Regions from separate parts of the Homo sapiens genome. Here region 2 is linked to region 1. The links are chromatin loops, found by intact Hi-C in ENCODE. Cell type or tissue: PC-3. All regions are shown on one strand. Region 1 has its middle 520 kb from the start of UBE2E2-DT. Region 2 has its middle 130 kb from the start of ZNF385D-AS2.

Region 1 (8,000 bases):
GTGTTTGGTTTTTTGTCCTTGCGATAGTTTACTGAGAATGATGATTTCCAATTTCATCCATATCCCTACAAAGGACATGAACTCATCATTTTTTGTGGCTGCATAGTATTCCATGGTGTATATGTGCCACATTTTCTCAATCCAGTCTATCGTTGTTGGACATTTGGGTTGGTTCCAAGCCTTTGCTATTGTGAATAGTGCCGCAATAAACATACGTGTGCATGTGTCTTTATAGCAGCATGACTTATAGTCCTTTGGGTATATACCCAGTAATGGGATGGCTGGGTCAAATGGTATTTCTAGTTCTAGATCCCTGAGGAACTGCCACACTGACGTCCACAATGGTTGAACTAGTTTACAGTCCCACCAACAGTGTAAAAGTGTTCCTATTTCTCCACATCCTCTCCAGCACCTGTTGTTTCCTGACTTTTTAATGATTGCCATTCTAACTGGTGTGAGATGGTATCTCATTGTGGTTTTGATTTGCATTTCTCTGATGGCCAGTGATGGTGAACATTTTTTCATGTGTTTTTTGGTTGCATAAATGTCTTCTTTTGAGAAGTGTCTGTTCATGTCCTTCACCCACTTTTTGATGGGGTTGTTTGTTTTTTTCTTGTAAATTTGTTTGAGTTCATTGTAGATTCTGGATATTAGCCCTTTGTCAGATGAGTAGGTTGCGAAAATTTTCTCCCATTTTGTAGGTTGCCTGTTCACTCTGATGGTGGTTTCTTTTGCTGTGCAGAAGTTCTTTAGTTTAATTAGATCCCATTTGTCAATTTTGTCTTTTGTTGCCATTGCTTTTGGTGTTTTAGACATGAAGTCCTTGCCCATGCCTATGTCCTGAATGGTATTGCCTAGGTTTTCTCCTAGGGTTTTTATGGTTTTAGGTCTAACGTTTAAGTCTCTAATCCATCTTGAATTAATTTTTGTATAAGGTGTAAGGAAGGGATCCAGTTTCAGCTTTCTACATATGGCCAGCCAGTTTTCCCAGCACCATTTATTAAATAGGGAATCCTTTCCCCATTGCTTGTTTTTCTCAGGTTTGTCAAAGATCAGATAGTTGTAGATAGGCAGCGTTATTTCTGAGGGCTCTGTTCTGTTCCATTGATCTATATCTCTCTTTTGGTACCAGTACCATCCTGTTTTTGTTACTGTAGCCTTGTAGTATAGTTTGAAGTCAGGTAGCGTGATGCCTCCATCTTTGTTCTTTTGGCTTAGGATTGTCTTGGCGATGCGGGCTCTTTTTTCTTTCCATATGAACTTTAAAGTAGTTTTTTCCAATTCTGTGAAGCAAGTCATTGGTAGCTTGATGGGGATGGCATTGAATCTATAAATTACCTTGGGTGGTATGGCCATTTTCACGATATTGATTCTTCCTACCCATGAGCATGGAATGTTCTTCCATTTGTTTGTATCCTCTTTTATTTCATTGAGCAGTGCTTTGTAGTTCTCCTTAAAGAGGCCCTTCACATCCCTTGTAAGTTGGATTCCTAGGTATTTTATTCTCTTTGAAGCAATTGTGAATGGGAATTCACTCATGATTTGGCTCTCTGTTTGTCTGTTATTGGTGTAACAGAATGCTTGTGATTTTTGCACATTGATTTTGTATCCTGAGACTTTGCTGAGGTTGCTTATCAACTTAAGGAGATTTTGGGCTGAGACAATGGGGTTTTCTAGATATACAATCATGTCATCTGCAAACAGGGACAATTTGACTTCCTCTTTTCCTAATTGAATACCCTTTATTTCCTTCTCCTGCCCGATTGCCCTGGCCAGAACTTCCAACACTATGTTGAATAGGAGTGGTGAGAGACGGCATCCCTGTCTTGTGCCAGTTTTCAAAGGGAACACTTCGTTTTTGCCCATTCAGTATGATATTGGCTGTAGGTTTGTCATAGATAGCTCTTATTATTTTGAGATACATCTCATCAATACCTAATTTATTGAGAGTTTTTAGCATGAAGCGTTGTTGAATTTTGTCAAAGGCCTTTTCTGCGTCTATTGAGATAATCATGTGGTTTTTGTCTTTGGTTCTGTTTATATGCTAGTTTACATTTATTGATTTGCGTATATTGAACCAGCTTCGCATCCCAGGGATGAAGCCCACTTGATCATGGTGGATAAGCTTTTTGATGTGCTGCTGGATTTGGTTTGCCAGTATTTTATTGAGGATTTTTGCATCAATGTTCATCAGGGATATTGGTCTAAAATTCCCTTTTCTAGTGGTGTCTCTGCCCGGCTTTGGTATCAGGATGATGCTGGCCTCATAAAATGAGTAGGAAGGATTCCCTCTTTTGCTATTGACTGGAATAGTTTCAGAAGGAATGGTACCAGTTCCTCCTTGTACCTCTGGTAGAATTTGGCTGTGAATCCATCTGGTCCTGGACTTACAAGAGATATTTTGATATGGGCATGCAATGTGTAATAATCACTTCAAGGTAAATGGGATATCCATCACCTCAAACATTTATCCTTTGTGTTACAAATAATTTAATTATACTCTTTTAGTTATTTTTAAATGTGCAATTAGTATTGACTATAATTACCCTGTTGCACTATCAAATACTAATTTTCATTTATTCTTTATATATTTTTTGTACCAATTAACCATACCTACTCCCTCCCCCATGTTGATGATTGTCTTTCTCCTATCTCCATTAGTTCAATTCTTTTTTTTTTTTTTTAAGTGAGAACATGTGATGTTTTTCTTTCTGTGCCTGGCTTATCTCACATAACTTAATGTCCCCCAGTTCCATTCATGTTGTTGCAAACGACAGGATCTCATTCTCTCTCTCTTTTTTTTATGGCTGAATAGGACTCCATTGTGTATATGTACATCATTTTCTTTATCCTTTCATCTGTTGATGGATGCTTAGGTTGCTTCCAAATCTTAGCTATTGTATACAGTGCTACAGCAAACACTGGAGTGCAGGTATCTCTTCAATATACTAATTTTCTTCCTGTTGAGTATGTACCTTAAAGGTAGGATTGCTGGATCATATGGTAGCTCTATTTTCAGTTTTCTGAGGAACTTTCAAACTGTTCTCCATAGTGACTGTACTAATTTACATTTGGGGGTGAGAAATTTCTATGCAGAGTGAAAAACATGTAAAACCACTGAGGTAGAAGGAATATGGCACATAAGAGGCACATAGAAGATAGCATCATATAAAGTCCAATTTATCTGGAAAGTCAAAAGGGAAAGGAAAATAATATGAGATGAATTTTGAGAGGCAGGCAGGGCTGAAGCAACAAAGGACTTATCAACAGGGTATGCAAGTAGCAACAGGGTATGCAAATGTAAACAGGGACAGTCCCTGTTTACATTTGCCTTGGAATAATTTTTAATATTTCCCCACCACACACACACACACACACACACACACACACACAAACACACACACACTCATGCACGCACACACTCCTCTTAAAAGTGTACTGGTTTTGACAATACATTTTATGGATATTTTACTTTTAGGCAACATTAAGGATTTCAATCTTTAAGAACAATGGAGAATGTTTTCTGTTTGTTTTGAATCAGTGAAGTGTCATGTTTATATTTGTATTTTATAAAGAGAATGCTCAATAATTTTGAGAGTAATCATTTGATTGCTAATTGGCAAACTGAATGACATCATTCCAAGGGAGAGACAAATGACAGCTTAGAGGAGAAAAGTTACTCTCAATGGAAATGAAAGAAATGGATGAACCAAAGATATATTTAGAAAGTAAATTAGCTCAGGGTGATGAACTTTATAGGTTAGAGGAAAGGGAGTTATTGGCTCCTGAGTTTCTGGATGAACACAATTTGCTAAGCTGAAATACCAAGTAAGAGAACCAATATCTGGAGGGAAAACCACAAGTTTGTTTTGGGATAATTTGAGTTTGAAGTGCTTTTGAATTATCCAAGTAAGGGAGGTTAAATACGATAAGTGTGTTTGAAACTCAGATATCAGGGCCAGAGATGTGAATCTATTGCCAATGGCGTGGAGCCTACAACTTCGATGTAAGTGCCTAGAAGAGGGTTTCTTAATCTCTGCACCATTGACATTTTGGGCTGGTTAATACTTTGTTGTAGGGGAGCTACTCTGTGCATTGTGCATCTTATAGCAGGATCCCAGCTGTCTCCCCTAGATGTCAGTAGTACACCTTCCCCAGCTGTGATCATCAAAAATGTCTCCAGATATTGCCAAATGTCCCTGGGTGGGGTGAGGGGAAAAACCTCCTCCTGTTGAATATCAGGCCTGGAGTTACAGTATAGTGTGAAAGAGGGGCCTAAGATAGAGTCTTGAGGTCTCTTACATTTAAATGGCTAAGTAGAGGAAATAAAAGAAAAGGTCAGAGAAGTAGAAGAAGCCAGATGATTGTCGTGTACCAGTCAGTTATTGTCATAATAATGCCATGTAACATAATGTTATGTGCTGACTTGTGTCCTTCCAAAATTCATATGCTGAAGCCCTAAATGACAGTACCTCAGAATGTGACTGTGTTTGGAGATAAATCCTTTAAAGAGGTTATTAAGTTAAAATTAGACAGTTGACTGGTGTCCTTATAAGACAATAACATTTGGACACACAAAGAGACACCAGAAATGCATATGCACAAAGAAAAAAACACAAGAGGATGCAGTCAGAAGGCAGCCATCTGCAATTTTCAGATAAACCTGTTAATACCTTAATCTTGAATCTTTAGCCTTCAGAATTGGGGAAATATAAATTTATATTGTTTAAATCACCCAGTCTGTGGTATTTTATGTCAGTCTGTGGAAATACACACATCAGCCCCAAAATCCATGGTTAAAAGAACCATCATTTATGCTTATAATTTGGCTGGGGTATATGGCCAATCTGTGGCTAGATAGCTCTGCTTCAGGCTGTGATGACTGGGGTGGCTCTACTTTGAATGAAAATCTTGGAGTTGGCTGCTGAGGTTCTGCTTTGTGTATCTCTCCGTAAGACAGGGCCAGCTGGAGTGTGTTTCCTTGACAGAAGTATGAATACAAGAGAATAAGTTGCTAGATTGGAACTGATGCACTGTCATTTCCAAATAATTCATTCCATGGCCAAAGTAGACACTTAGAGAAACCGAAAGTCTAGGAGGTATGGAAATATACTCTGACCATGTTGAGACTGTGGGGAAGGTACCGATGCAGGGCAGTGTGAAGCATTGAAGGCAATAATTCAACTGTTTATATTTGGCAGAGAGGCCGAGGAATTATATTTTCCAGACAGAAGGGCGTAGTCATCAGTGTTGAGTAAAATGGAGAGGTTATGGGTCGTGTAAGATGACTGTGAATGCCCAGTAGTTTTGACAACAAGATGGTAACTGGTAAATTAAATTTAATGAGGAATTCTGTGTATGCGTATGGAATGATAGAGGTGGGAGCCTTAGCTAAAACCAGGATTGAATTGTCAAATTAGACTCATATATATCTGATATCATACTCCATGTCCAGCTTTCCAAATAATTCAGGGATGTAGGCAATCAAGAAACAGAGACAAATAAGAGAGGTGTCTGAGACATCTCACATGGTTACACTGGCACTTTCTTCCTTTGTTGCTTTTGTGCTCTCTGGTTCTGGGTAAAAAATGGGACCTCCAAGTGAGGAGATAATTACCTCACATAGCAGAGTGTATTTATGTGGCTAATTCTATAATGCTGATAATTATACAGGTTGCCTGACATTCTCCAGGCAGCCATGCCTCACATAACTGATATTAGATTTATTTATTATCAGTAATCCTTAACCAAAGACATCTTGCTAAGGCCTTTGTATATATAAAGACTACTAGCAAATATTAGTCTATTTACCCAGAGGTCCATTTGAAGAGGAAATTAGACCAGGTTATCTGCCTTCTTTTCCTTCCCCAGAGGGAAGAAAACTTGTCCTGTAAACAAATATGAGGTGGAGAGCAAGACTGTAAGCTAGATGTCAAAACCTTCTCTGAGTGATACACCATGATCTAGAAGTTTATAATGACTGCAGCTGGGAGGGAAAGTGGATGATCAAGTCACATAATGTCTTTCATATCCCTAGAGCTTAAAAAAAACTATTGACACTCAACACTAGCTCTTTAAGTATCTATTGAATGAGTTAAGGCATAAATGAATGAATGAGTCTCAGAGGGACAGAATTTTCTACAAGAGTGTGAGTAGTGAGTGTGAGCAGCATTTGGGAGGCAGGAGGATAACAATCTCTCTACTAAACCCTGACGTACATGCTGTACACAGACTAAAGATCCATTATTTTGAGAGCTATAGAAGGAATCACATGTGAGGAGAGAGCTGAGCTTTTAAGGCAAGAAAGTAGAACATCAGAGAAGAGGTTGAACATAGTTGCTGGTGCTCTAGAGGGCAGAGTGAAGGTCTCGGAAGGCAGGAGGAAGCAGGGAACTCAAGTGTAAGAACATGCAGCATCTGTATGGATGATGTGCTCAAGAATCAACTTTCTGGGGCAAGAGAGCATTGGGGCTTTTATCTTGGAGTTTGACTAATAAAAATAGGGATGGCTGCCTTGATAAACTTAATCTTATTTTGTGGAGAGATTCTGGTTATCTCTTCCTTAGTCTCTAATTCTAATTTTTATTTACCTAAACTCGGAGAAAGAACACTGGTCATGGTTCAATAGAACAGAATGATTTAGTATTTAGTATTTGGTAATGTCCTTTCACTCAAAGCAAAATATGTCTCCTGAATTAAAGCAGGTACGTTTTCTCTCAGCCATGATGACGTAGAATTCTATAGTACTGTGCTCAGCTTAATTTTTAAAAATCCTTTCTCGTACTCATGGACATGTAAATCAAAGTTTTCTCATTTATGTATCAAAACTACCACTCCTCTGTCTTAGTAGCTGTATGTTACTGGATGATCATTTAATCTCTGTGAGCTTCAGCTTCCTTGTTTTTAGAATAGTGCCTATTACATTTAACTTGTAAAGTTTGGGGAGGAATATAATGAAATTCTAGACATAAAAGTAAACAGTGCAGAACATGGTATATAATTAGTACTCTCCTACCTTTTGGTAGGTTGATATTTAGCAACTATATCTTCAGGCCTCTTCCTTATATATATTTTTCTGGAGATAATGGGGGTATGGGACCTAAGTATCCTTATGATTAAAGAGTTTATCCTTAAATTCAGTTTTGTAGAACAATTAGAGGGAAGAGAAAAAGACAGTCATGACAGAAAAACATCAATTTGAGCAATACTCCCTCTTCTTAGGAGTTTAATGGATGGTTTTTCTCTACCAACCTAATAACTCTTTGAAGGGGCTCAAATTTTCAGAGAGAGCATAAGGAGCCTACTGTTCTTTTCTGTAAGCCACAAAGAATATGGTTATTTAATAGGAAGCAGTAATGACTTCTTTCACATTCTTAATGCAAGAACATATTTTATATCTGTAGGTATTCCTATTTTACTCTCCATGGCACCTTAAGAGTTGATAAATGAAATTTGACATTTGGAGGCTTTTAAAGGGAAAAATATCTATATGTCAATACATCATTGCTTCACACATTGTACTGAGTCTATACACTTTTTGAGGATAATATGCTTTCGTTGGTTTCAAGTTACCAAAGAGAACATCACGTAGTAATTTCCTCCTACTGTTACCTAAGATACATGTGGATTACAGAGTAATTGGCTGCTACTTTTAGCAAAGAATCAGGTTATAGGTAATTTCATTAAAGTAAGCAATAGTTATAGACTGCCCTCTCTTCTTGCATCTAATGCAGTTGCAGGAAGTATTAAATTTAATTCAATTCCTTAAAGGTTATGAAATATTCATGGCACTAATGACTGTAGTTATTCTGTAGCTCTGCATTTCACCCAGTGTTAAGTCCTATAAAGCCATCCTGTTCCATGGACGGTATGTCAAGGCCACCTTTTCTCTGATACAGCTTTGGAACACTTAATGAATGCACAACATTTCAAGGAGGTTGTGTGGAACAAAGCTGTAATTACAATAAAGTTGTAACTAGTCCTCAAAGTGTTGCCTATAT
Region 2 (8,000 bases), 600 kb after region 1:
ATGACCTTCCTGCTCCTGGATGCTGGGCTCAGCTAAGTTTTGATAAGTTTATTTGCGTTAATTTTATTTAAATAACATTCAAAATATTATATCTAATTTGCTTTAGTAATTTCAAGAATAGATGAGTTATAAATAATAGAGAACTAAAAAATTAATAATTCCTGGAAGACTAACAATCAGACCTTAATGTTAGTACTTTCTTTTTTTCTCAAACTAAAAATATCAAAACTGTAAGAGGTATATCAGTCAGGATCCAGAAGATAAACATCAGGTTAAGGTTACCAGACAGTAATCTTAATATCAAAAATTATTAACTGTAAGAGGGGATTTGCTAGCAAAGAATAAACAGAACTGTTAATAATAGAGTAATAGCAAATTATAGGGGCCACTACCCATAAGGCTGAATTGATACATAATAGAAGCAAGAGGGTCTGGAACCAGCTTCCACACACCATACCGATCCAGATTCATTGGAGAGGGCATAGCCATGAACATCTGCATGGCAGGGTTTGCTGAGGCTGCAAAGTACTCAGGAAGATATCAGTAGAAGCCATCCACAGATAGGTGTCATACAAGCAGCACTCTGTCATGAAGGCAACTGATGGGGTTTCAGAGTCAGCACTGTCTGGATACCTGGAGCTGGCCCTGCAAAAGCTGTGGATGTGGCTGGACAGGCTTTGTAGAAACAAGCTGTGTTGTAGGAGCCAACGTCAAGAAGCATAAAAGAACCTGGGAGAGAAACCCATTCATCCTTCAATTTCCCCCTTAGTAGCTTCTACTAACAAAGCTTAACATTATCCTGACTGGCAAAGAAGGAATGTTTACAGGTTCCAGCCCCACTGTCAGAAATAAAGCAGTAAATTGTGAACTTTCAACCAAGAGACAATAAAGTGATGACTAGGACAGTGCATGCCTTTGGTTACTCAGTTTCCATATTCACTCTTCTATTCAATCTTGAACTTTTATTCAAAAGTGAAACAACTCTGTATTTCCACCTAATAAGTTATAAATGTTCTTCCTGAAAGTGAAGGTATTTTTCATCCTTTTCCAAAATGAGGTGACACAGTCCCAACAGTCATTGTATCCATTACTAGCTATATTAATTACTCCTCAAATTCCACCACAGTTCCACTAAATACTCTATGAAATAAAGACCAAGTTGTAAAGTTAACCACCTACCACTTGTATATAAAATAAAAACAGGAAGAAGGAGACATACAAATGTTTAGGTATACAAATAAAAACATGCATATAACAGGCAAAGAGAAAATAGACTTCTTAGTCTTGAAAGATTTACCATATGGTGCAGCCTTCCACAAATGGACCCAGTTTCTCCTTCAGTCGGGGGGCTCTGTGTCTGTGGACTGACTTAGGAAATAGGTGAGAAGCTGTTTCCATTTATGTCAGGGTTTCAGCTACATACCTAGAGGGCTTTTTTTTTCCTACTGGGTAGATAAAACAATAACTCTGGCAGGCTACTCATGTATTTCATTCCTAGGAACACAGTGTTCAGTGGACACTGCCGAAGATCTCTACAGACCAGGGTGTTCTGATTACTAGTCATCCCTGCCAGTTAGATATGCTCACTTTGTTCTTGATGATTATGTGCTATCTTTTGATTTCTGTTACCCCAGAGCCTGTTATCCCTGTTGAAATCAGGGAATCCATCCCAATGGCAGAATCCCCTACAGTATCTGGTCTGCAAAGCTGCTCAAGTTTCTTCACTAATGAATTTCTCAGTGCTATGGTTTATCATGCTGGACTGGTTTATCTTCACCAGTAGGCTCTGGTATCTCCATCTAGTTAAATGTCTGGAATCTTGGTGTCCAAGTTTCAGTCAATCAACCAAGTTAAGTTAGTTGTTAGAGCCACCTGCAGCTTTACAAGCTAACAAATCTGAAATCTCTAGTTAGTTTCCTATATCAAGGAATTCAGCCTTATCTAGTGTTATATTCTCTGCTTCTTGGCCTAACACCTGTTGAATCCACTCCCACACATGTCCCACCCCACCATGTTTCTATTGGTATATATTAGCATGGTCTTGCAATTCTTTTGCCATGTAGTCTTTTTGTATGGTGTATACCTGTTCCTCCTGAGCATGCTGTAACTTCACACTAGTTAGTTTGGGTCATAAGACCCTAACAAGGCATCTCCAACAGGTGAGGTTATTACAAGATTTGCAGGCCAAGGAAGGCTAGTCTCCTCAGGCATGGGAGAGCAAGCTACTTCTACTGGTACAGAGGCCTCAGAGTGGTTCGTACATTCAGTGTTGTCAATTTCATTTGGTTCAAACGTATGTCCCCCTTCCAAGTATCAAGATCTCATTCTTTTTCAATTGGTACCCTAAATTTCACATGAGAAATGGTGAATTTCACTGTTGTTGTAATTTACTCAACCCACAAAGTAAATATTGTGCAAATTTAGCAATATCGGTCCTGTGACTACACTAAATATTCTTTTATGGTTCTCATGGTGGCTCTCTGACCCTTAGGCTGTGAATTGAACTGAGAGCTTATTTTTTTTTTCTCTGTAAGAGCTCAGGGTCACTCAGAAAAATCTATCCCACACCATGCTCCTTATAATAATCATTATTACCATAAGGTCAAGGGCAGCAGTCACTTGGGCTCTTAAGTCACTGGCTTCAGTTGGCACTTTATCACAATATACCACAGGCAATAGTTTGATTAATTAATTGTGATGTCACACATGCCCTGGATTCCTAGTATCCCATTTCCCAGTAGTAAGAAGCTCAGCACTGCAATGAAGCATAGGAATAAATCAAAATATTCCCCAAATGTCATCATTGGAGGTCTATCTCCTGGGACCATTCCCAGAGCAGAAATTTTGTAGCAATTTGAACTGGAAAAGTTTACCATAAATAATTATTAATTACAAGCTGGGTGCTGTGGCTCACGCCTGCAATATCAGCACTTTGGGAGGCCGAGGAAAGTAGATCACAAGGTCAGGAGATCAAGACCATCCTGGCCAACATGGTGAAACCCTGTCTCTACTAAAATGCAAAAAAATTAGACTGGCATGGTGGCACGCGCCTGTAGTCCCAGCTACTCGAGAGGCTGAGGCAGGGGAATCGCTTGAACCCAGGAGGCAGAGGTTTCAGTGAGCCAAGATCATGCCACTGCAGCACTCCAGCCTGACCACAGAGCAAGACTCCATCTCAAATAAAATAAAATAAAAAATTGTTAATTACAAAATATGGGGTTGAAGTCATGGAGGATTTGTTAGTCATAATAAAGACTCTAAAAATATAAGAACAGCATATACAGGAAACAACTATTACCCTTTGGGCTGAGATAGCATGCTCAAAGAATAATGTTCAAGGAAAAATCATGAACTGGAAATCCCCCCCTTACTCAGGGCAGAGATCCAAACCTCACTGAGGAAGGTGCATCCATGGCTCACTGAATAGCAAAAAGGCCACGGAGGTCATGAGCTCTCCTGGGAGTTACTGTGTGCTGCTGGTCACCAGCCACTGTTAAAAGCACACTTACAGAAGCCATGCACACTGCTGGAGCCAGGTGTTGCAGAAATTGCGTGTACCGCAGGAGCCTGTCTTTGGGAACTCACAGGTACCAGGAAATAAAACCCTTTCTTCCTCCAGCGTCCTTTTAGTGCCCTCTACTGACAAAGCTTAATATCTACCAACATTATTACTGAATAATGAAGTGTATATTTGGACTAGAGAGTCAATTAATTTATGGCTCTCACAAAATGCTATATTAGGATTATATTTACAGATAATTTTTCCAAGCAAGTATAGACATGTACTGTAATATAATGTGAAGAAAGTAGGAGAGTATTTTTGCTAATGGTAAACAGTTTACAGACAGTTTTTTAAAAGCATATCTGCCATGCCTTCTCTTTGAACATTGTAAATATAGGGATCTAGCCAATTTACTCATGCCACACTTAGATGTGTGAAGAAAATGTATCTTTTTCTTGGTTATTTTTGCTTATTTGATTTTTCTTATGATCCCTACCTCCTGGGTAAGGGAAAAATAATACGATGTAAATGTTACAATTTACAATCTTCAATTAAATCTTTTAAGAGTGTTCTTTAAAAAAAGTCATTTTAAATAGATTGCTCAGTTTTTTTTCATCTCTGCTTCCTTACGGTCTTCTCTTGATGCTATTTAGGTATATGAGCAACACAACTTAGCTGCACTGGAGAAGGATTAATCTCAATTCTCATTGGTCACTGTTTTCTGGATTCTTATTGAATCTTACTGCAGTGTTGTCTGGTTTTCTTCTTTTACTACTAAGGTCTTATCTTGGGAATCTTTTGCTTTGTTAGTTTGTTGTTGTTTGTATTTTAATGGCACAGTAGCTTCTACCACTGCAGCTTATGTATGGTCCCACACAGCTCCATCCAAGGTTCTGGCACATCTACAAGTTATTGCTCTGTTCTCCCGGTGCCACTCCACTAGATCTCTTCTGGTTGGTGTCCATACTCAGGAGTACAAGAGCATTTTTAAGTCTCATGCAACAATTTCAGATGATTGCAAACTGGGAGTCTGGCCTCAGATTCATCCATACACATCTTTGCTCTCACACCACGTTGAATGGTGCCAGACTGAAGCCAGATCTCAAAGTGTCCTAGGATACAACAAAACAAGTGGCTCACCAGACTGAGTGTTACCAGGCCCCTGCACATACACTGGAATGTTTCTGAAGCTATCTATGAAGAGCAAGATGGGAAGGAGATTATTTAGAGCCCTCTCATGTTTTATCACATATTTTGTTTTTATTCTTCCAGATTTTGGATTTTCACTTTCTCCTTCAGCATTTGCTCATCGTGCCCATGTTAACATGCCTTGCAGCCTAATATCATGGGCAGAAGGGTATTCTCTCCTGCTTCAGAGAAAATCTGTATTTTCTGTCCTGCCTTCCATGCTTTGCGTTGATTTATTAAATTACTTAAATTTGTAAAATCCTCTTGTTTTAGACAAAGCTCTCCTTCAATACTAGCTGCTGAATCCGATTTTGAGTGTCAACAGCTGATCACTAACATTCTTTCTCTGTACATTTCTGTAACAACCCTAAACCTTTCCCAGTCAAATAAATGACACTGGCAGAAAATTAGAATGTTGATAAAAGGAAACATGAGAAAGAAAAGTCATTAATATAGTTCAAAACTATTATCCCTTTAATACAGGCTTTTGGATAATCATTCCTATACTCTGCTTTTTTTAAACTTTGATTATTCTCACTGTTACATCTTCTTTTTCCCATTATTAATAAATCACTAATTTCTAACTCACCTATCTGTTCCATAAGAAAAGCTTGACTTCAAGTAACAAAACCCAAAATAAAAATAATTAACAAAGTTGAAGTTTATTCTTGTTTCAAGTAAAAGTAGGTAGTCTTGAGATGGTGTGATAGCTCAAAAATCCCCAGGGATTCAGGTTCCTATCCTGTTGAAGAATCGTTACTAATAACTAATTTCCACCTCACAGTCCAAGAAAAATCTCCCTGGTTCCAGTCATCATGTTACATTTCAGCAAACAGGACCTAGGCAAAGGAAGGAGAAAGCATCATCCTTTCATTAAGTGACACTTCTTAGAATTTGAATACCTCATTTTCATATACTCCCTTTGGGGAGAACATAGTTCCATAACATATATGTTTTTAAGGGAGACTGAGTAATATCATCTTTTTATTTCTCTGAGTGTTCATGTGTTCAGAAAAAAATATAAATAAAAGGCTTAGAGGAAATGGATATGGGTAGACAATTAACATTCTGTCAAATGCCTATTTTATAGATGTGGCCACAGTGAAAAAAAAAGAGTTTATTGCTTAATTTTACTGTTTTGCTTGGAATATGACATACTTTTCAGTAATTTGTGACATCAAATAATGCTGTTTCAAAAAAGATCTCATAATTACACACTTTTCTAATTAACATGCTCCGATCAGAAAATTCTTTTTTTCTTTTTATTGTACTTTAAGTTCTAGGGTACATGTGCGTGCAGGTTTGTTACATATGTATGCGTGTGCCATGTTGGCGTCCTGCACCCATTAACTTGTCATTTACATTAGGTAATTCTCCTAATGCTATCCCTCCCCTCTCCCCCCACCCCACGACAGGACCTGGTGTGTGATGTACCCCACCCTGTGTCCAAGTGTTCTCATTGTTCAATTCCCACCTATGAGTGACAACATGCAGTGTTTGGTTTTCTGTCCTTGCAATAGTTTGCTCAGAATGATGGTTTCCAGCTTCATCCATGTCCCTACAAAGGACATGAACTCATCCATTTTTATGGCTGCATAGTATTCCATGGTGTATATGTGCCATATTTTCTTAATCCAGTCTATCATTGATGGACATTTGGGTTGGTTCCAAGTCTTTGCTATTGTGAATAGTGCCACAACAAACACAAATTACCTTGGGTATTATGACCATTTTCATGATATTGATTCTTCCTATCTATGAGCATGGAATGTTCTTCCATTTCTTTGTGTCCTCTTTTATTTCGTTGAGCAGTGGTTTGTAGTTCTCCTTGAAGAGGTCCTTCACATCCCTTATAAGTTGGATTCCTAGGTATTTTATTCTCTTTGAAGCAATTGTGAATGGGAGTTCACTCATGATTTGGCTCTCTGTCTGTTATTGGTGTATAGGAATGCTTGTGATTTTTGCACATTGATTTTGTATCCTGAGACTTTGCTGAAGTTGCTTATCAGCTTAAGGAGAATTTGGGCTGAGACTATGAGGTTTTCTAAATATACAATCATGTCATCTGCAAACAGAGACAATTTGACTTCCTCTTTTCCTAATTGAATACCCTTTATTTCTTTCTCTTGCCTGATTGCCCTGGCCAGAACTTCCAACACTATGTTGAATAGGAGTGGTGAGAGACAGCATCCCTGTCTTGTGCCAGTTTTCAAAGGGAATGCTTCCAGGTTTCGCCCATGCAGTATGATATGGGCTATGGATTTGTCATAAATAGCTCTTATTATTTTGAGATATGTGCCATCAACACCTAATTTATTGAGAGTTTTTAGCATGAAGTGTTGTTGAATTTTGTCGAAGGCCTTTTCTGCATCTATTGAGATAATCGTGGTTTCTATCATTGGTTGTGTTTATGTGATGGATTTCATTTATTGATTTGCATATGTTAAACCATCCTTGCAACTCAGGGATGAAGCTGACTTGATCATGGTGGATAATCTTTTTGATGTGCTACTGGATTCGGTTTGCCAGTATTTTATTGAGGATTTTTGCATTGATGTTCATCAGGAATATTGGCCTGAAAGTTTCTTTTTTTATTGTGTCTCTGCCATGTTTTGGTATCAGGATGATTCTGGCCTCATAAAATGAGTTAGGGTTTGGAATACTTTCAGAAGAAATGGTACCAGCTCCTCTTTGTACCTCTGGTAGAATTCGGCTGTGAATCCGTCTGGTCCTGGACTTTTTTTGGTTGGTAGGCTGTTAATTATTGCCTCAATTTCAGAGCCTGTTATTGGTCTATTCAGGGATTCAACTTCTTCCTGGTTTAGTCTTGGGAGGGTGTATGTGTCGAGGAATTTATCCATTTCTTCTAGATTTTCTAGTTTATTTGCATGGAGGTGTTTATAGTATTCTCTGATGATAGTTTGTATTTCCGTGGGATCGGTGGTGATATCGCCTTTATCAGTTTTTATTGCATCTATTTGATTCTTCTCTCTTTTCTTCTTTATTAGTCTTGTTAGAGGTCTATTTCATTAATCTTTTCAAAAAACCAGCTTCTGGATTCATTGATTTTTTGAAGGGTTTTTTATGATTCTATCTCCTTCAGTTCTGCTCTGATCTTAATTCTATTTATTGTCTTCTGCTAGCTTTTGAATTTGTTCGCTCTTGCTTCTCTAGTTTATTCTTAATTGTGATGTTAGGGTGTCGATTTTAGATCTTTCCTGCTTTCTCTTGTGAGCATTTAGTGCTATAAATTTCCCTCTACACACTGCTTTAAATGTGTCGCAGAGATTCTGATATGTTGTGTCTTTGT

The links. Peaks named below come from ENCODE experiments on the same cell type or tissue, not always from the same donor. Only the 100,000 strongest peaks of a DNase experiment are listed, where the experiment ranks them.
Region 2: it touches region 1 in a loop (17-fold over the local background); 3 of 110 quality-filtered maps call a loop at or near these places.

The regions. Positions count from the first base shown.
Region 1 is chr3:22,681,935-22,689,934 of GRCh38, reverse strand. No RefSeq gene overlaps it. Among named protein-coding and RNA genes, the nearest start is that of UBE2E2-DT, 520 kb to the left of the region's middle. In PC-3, a CTCF peak has its summit at 4,129; a DNase peak (open chromatin) is centred at 4,134.
Region 2 is chr3:22,085,032-22,093,031 of GRCh38, reverse strand. It overlaps a transcript of ZNF385D not described here. Among named protein-coding and RNA genes, the nearest start is that of ZNF385D-AS2, 130 kb to the right of the region's middle. In PC-3, CTCF peaks have their summits at 3,440 and 3,639 (motif pointing left); a DNase peak (open chromatin) is centred at 3,601.